Regions from separate parts of the Mus musculus genome. Here region 2 is linked to region 1. The links are chromatin loops, found by intact Hi-C in ENCODE. Cell type or tissue: left cerebral cortex. All regions are shown on one strand. Region 1 overlaps Hps5 (HPS5, biogenesis of lysosomal organelles complex 2 subunit 2). Region 2 holds the start of Sergef (secretion regulating guanine nucleotide exchange factor).

What was found. Hi-C counts contacts between places; a loop is a spot of excess contacts. Peaks named below come from ENCODE experiments on the same cell type or tissue, not always from the same donor. Only the 100,000 strongest peaks of a DNase experiment are listed, where the experiment ranks them.
Region 2: it touches region 1 in a loop (2.6-fold over the local background); 4 of 42 quality-filtered maps call a loop at or near these places.

Annotation. Positions count from the first base shown.
Region 1 is chr7:46,769,589-46,772,088 of GRCm38, reverse strand. It overlaps Hps5 (HPS5, biogenesis of lysosomal organelles complex 2 subunit 2), which reads left to right. Exons shown (of 23, transcript NM_001005247.2): 16 at 1-482. Among named protein-coding and RNA genes, the nearest start is that of Saa2, 19 kb to the right of the region's middle. In left cerebral cortex, a CTCF peak has its summit at 1,184; a DNase peak (open chromatin) is centred at 1,187.
Region 2 is chr7:46,638,738-46,641,237 of GRCm38, reverse strand. It overlaps Sergef (secretion regulating guanine nucleotide exchange factor), which reads left to right and starts at 1,431. Exons shown (of 11, transcript NM_013789.2): 1 at 1,431-1,525. The coding sequence starts at 1,466. In left cerebral cortex, a CTCF peak has its summit at 1,246; DNase peaks (open chromatin) are centred at 1,419 and 2,075; H3K4me3 peaks cover 1,852 bases; H3K27ac peaks cover 1,641 bases.

The sequences.
Region 1 (2,500 bases):
CATGAAAGACTTCCCCGGCATTTCCAATACCAGCAGTCCAACCGTGAAATCAAACTTGGGTGCACACCTCCTCGGTGAGACAGAAAAGAGAGTATTAGATGAAGAGAGTGGAGAAGGAAGAAGGGTCTCTTTAGTCACTGAAGAAGCTGGAGGTCAGATAACCTGTGACCCTGTAAGCAACCTCAGTGAGCCCTCGGCTGACCGTTTTCGAGTATGCTCTCCATACGCCATCACAAACAGCCTTCAGAGGGACCTGGCGGAATTGACAACGTTGTGCTTGGAACTGAATGTGTTGACTTCAGCAATGGAAAGCGTAGGTGGGCATGTGGACCGGGCTTCACAGCAGCTCTCTCCAGAAATCCTGGCTTGTCGTTTCCTAAAGAAGTACTTTTTTCTTCTGGACTTGAAAAGAGCAAAGGAGAGTATCAAGCTCACTTACGACAGCCCTTGCGTTTGGGACACTTTTGTCGAAGGACTAAAAGGTAACTATCAGGTGGCATTGCCAAATGTAGAGGTATTTTATAATGTGGGCACTTGACAAAAGATTTGGCTAGAACTCTCTGTCTGGCCAGACTCTCTTCTGTTTTCTACTCAACTCTTTTAAAAAAATACGTATTTGTATGTATGTGTGTATGCCTCTGATACATGAAAATACACACTAATCATAAATGAAGTTACTTTTTACATTAACATAGAAAGTAAGGGGTTTCATCATGGCATCTTCGTATGTGTTACATACTTTTCCTCATTCGCCCCTGGCCTTCTTTTTCCTCTTTTCAGCGGATGCCTTTTTCCCTCCAGTTCTCCTCTTCTGTTCTATTACTTTCTCTACAGCTGCGCAATAGAAAACATGCGGCATTTCTGAGTCTTTCTGAGTCTGACTTATTTTGCTTAACATGATTCCCAGTTCCATCCATTTTCCCACACAAGTCATGATTTCATTTTCCTTTATGACCACATAAATTCCATATTCTTTATGTACCACATTGTTTTTAACCATTCACCCTCTGATGGACGGACAGGCATGTTCGGTTTCTTAGCTATTGTGAACATTGCAGCTAACTTGGCTGAGCGGGGTACCTTTGGTGTGTTGACTTGGGATTCCTGGGATGGATACCTGGCTCATATGGCAGATCTAAACTCCAGTGTCACAGCAACTGTAGCAGTTTGCATTCCTGCCAGCAGTGGGAGCTCTTCCCCCCCACATCAGAGGCAGCTGACTGTTCTGACACTGTTCTTTGGCCTGTCTCTTCAGGACCATTGAAAACTACCATAAAAAACCAACAACCACATTTTACTTAGGTCCCGAGTCATACCATTTTTGCTTTCATTGTTTGTTTAGTTTGTTTGTTTGTTTTGAGATAGAGTCTTTGTACAGAGCCCTGGCTGTGGCCTCAAATTCATGAGATCCACCTGCCTCTGTCTCCCAAGTGCTGGGATTAAAGGCGTGCTCCACCATTTCTGGCCTTTTTTGAAACCAGAAAAGTTGTTTTTTGTTTGTTTGTTTGTTTTGTTTTGTTTTTTGGATTTTTCGAAACAGGGTTTCTCTGTGCAGCCCTGGCTTTCCTGGAACTCACTCTGTAGACCAGGCTGGCCTCGAACTCAGAAATCCGCCTGCCTCTGCCTCCCAAATGCTGGGATTAAAGGCATGCGCCACCGCTGCCCGGCAAGTTTTTGTTTTTCTAACTAGCTTGCCACTCCCTTTATTCACTGAGGTTGGCTGTGAATGGTTCCTGAATGCTCCCAAAAGGCAGTTCTTCCTCCTTAGGATGAAGATTTGCTCCATGGCTGGTGTTTGTTTTGGTTTTATGTTTTAAAGGTCAACTATTTTTAAATCAATTTTACTGAATTTATTTTGTCTTTTTTTTTTTTTTTTTTTTTTTTTTTCCCAGAGCTGAGGACCGAACCCAGGGCCTTGCGCTTGCTAGGCAAGCGCTCTACCACTGAGCTAAATCCAATTTTACTGAATTTAAATCTAAAAGATGATATGGGATACAGGTTCTGTAAAACCTGAACAGATTGCCTTCAGTAATAGAGATATGTGACTCATAAGCACACACATACATGGTACACACACACACAGTGCACACATACATGGAACACACACACAGTGCACACATACATGGTACACACACAGTACACACATACATGGAACACACACACACAGTACACACATACATGGTATATACAAACACAGTACACACAGAGTCCTATAAACTTACTTTTTCAAAGCATAATAGTCACTTCCATTTCCACTATTTGTGCTTTTGTCCTCTGACAATTTGCTTTATGTGAGTCTGACAAGGAGACTTAGAGGTTAGGAGCTGGCACTTGCTGCTCTTGCAGAGGACCTGAGCCTGGCTCACAGCACCCACATCAGATGGCTACCACTCCAGCTCCAGGGGATCCCGTGCTGTCTCCTGGCCTCTGGGTACACCAGCACACACATACACAAAAATAAAAATTCCACGGAGTTTTATCTCCCAGTTTAACTTACAAT
Region 2 (2,500 bases), 130 kb after region 1:
CCACACATGAAACATGGAGTCTGTTTTATGTTGGTCAGCTACTCCTGAGCATGGGACCTACCCAGGAGGGTGACTGATATGCCCAATCGTCCCATTGGAGACAACTGGTTTTCTCTTTCTCATGAAGTATTGATTGCAAATAGCTTCTTCGTCAGGGAGGGGCCTTTGTGCCCACTTCTCTTCTTCAGTGCTGGGATTTTGTCTGTAAAACCAGAGACTGTTGACAGCATGCACAAGACCCGCACAAGTCCACCTTACCGTGCAATGTGCAAGTTACTGGCATTTCTTGCTTCCGGAACTGCTGGTAAGACACCTTTCTATTATACCCTGTTGTGACTTCCTATTAGAACAGGCTGGAAAGAAGTGATCAAAATGGCAACAGCAAACCGGTGAACAGCACATGGAATCTCTCACGGCTTCTATTTTCTCTTTCTGGAGTAAGAGCAGCTTTGCCTGGCTTGTCTGGATCTTTCTAAGCACCACCACCAAACTTTTCAAGAAACCACAGTGTGGAGGAGGAAAGACCAAGGGTGGCTTCCCTCACAAGACACAGCAGACAGTAACATGTCAGTAGCATGAACAGGTGAGACCTAGACAGAAGCTTCCCTGACACATTTTCCAATGTGAGGGTCTAGGAAGAAAAGGAAGGCGAGGCCTTGAGACCTGTCTGTACAGGGGCCAGAGCTACGAATGCAGATCATCGCCTTAAATGGGACATGATCTTTTTGTCCTCCTTCCAGATTCCAGATTCCAAATTCCATTTCCCCCAGTGTGCACTGGTACACTGTATTACTAAACTCTCACCAACATCACGACAACGTTGATAGAAAGCTGTATTGTATGAAAATCTATCTTGGATGAGAATTATCTATGCTCGTGATTAGAATTAGGGCAGATGGTGCGGGGCCGCGGAGAGTAGGGAGAACGCAGGGGCACATCAGACAATAGCCAGCCCCAGTTGTGTCACCAGTAGTGGGTTTCCGCTGTGGAAGGCTAACACGGCTCCCCAAGACTCTCGGGTTCCCAAACGCACAGCGAAGCGGGCCAAGGTAGCTTCGTGAAGACTCAGGACTGGACTCTTGCCATCTTCAGTTCAGGTCCCTTCCCACCGTGCTGTTGCACCCCTGTCAGGTCATCTGCTCTGGGCAGCGTGGGACAGGTGGCGAGTTTTCCAGATTACTGAACATGGTGCAGAATTACGAGTGTGGGTGTAGTAAGGCACCTCCGGGTGTGTTCCCTGGCGGCCGCGAGGTGCCTGCTGACAGTGCTTTGGTTGAGTCCCGGCGCTCTAGGGCAGGACCATACCTAGCTACGTCTTGCTCCAGTCCCATTAGCCCCTCCTAATCCCTAATTTTACCCCGCCTCCATCCCGCTGACCGCGCCCAGCTCCCGGACTCGCCCTGCCCCTGGCCTCCGAGGCCCCGCCCCGCGTCAGCCCTCCCGGAAGCGCCGGCTGAGCGTGTGCATGGCGCGGGAGTCCTGCGCCTCCGAGACTGTCTCTGCCGCTGCTGTGCTCTTCGCCTGGGTACGTGGCTCCGCCCCCGGGCTAGGGCAGAGACGAAGGGGCGAGGAGACCCGGGAGCTCCCGGCGTCTGCGTGGGTGGCAGGGAGCTGGGAGGCGGCGGCCCGAGCTAGGGTCCTGGATTGGAGGATCCTGGGTTGCAGCAAGGAGGAGAGGGTGCGGAGGGAGGGTCTCCCCGCAGTGCCTGAGGGGCCTACTGCTAGCTGTGGGATGAGGACCCGAGGGACTGAAGCACTTCGGGAGGACCCTGCATCCAGAGCAAAGCATCCATTCTGGGAAAGCGCTCGGCCGCCAGACTGCCTAGAAAGACAGCGTGGAGGCTTGGCAGAGAGATCTCGGTCCCAGAGCTCCTGGGGCCACCTGTGTCATCGAACCTGCCTTTTGCTTGGAGGATGGAAGGCTTCTTTCCAGCGCCATCACCCTGGGGAGCGTCCTGTGGATGTGAGGCCTGTGGAGTATGGCCGCGCAAGGCACAGACCCTGCGTATTTGCTGTTACTCGGCTGTGACCAAATCTTTTCTCTTCTGGGGGTGTGGAAGTCTGGGCTGGGCAGGTTTGACACTGCACTTTGACTGACCTATGGTCATCCTTCCGTGTGATTGGAGAGGAGGCTTTATACCCACGAGTGTGGGGGACATGCGTGACAGCATGCATATGTCGGGTGTTGCTGTTCTTAGTATTAAATACCAAAATTGTAATGGAATGCATGATTTGTTAACGGCAGTCTCCTTGACTACAGCGGAGGTGTTCTTGAGAGCGAGTACTGAGCCAGTGGTGTTCACATTGTCTCTCTTGGTGCCTGGCATCTTGTAGACCCCAGGGAAATATTTGTTGACTAAAGAATGAATGAATGAATGAATGAATGAACGAGCGAATGAAACGAATGAATGAGTACTTGTGTGCACAGCCATCTGTTAATGTTTGGGAAATACATAGCTATTCCCAGTTCTTGTGATAGAGGAAGCCATAACAGCTATGT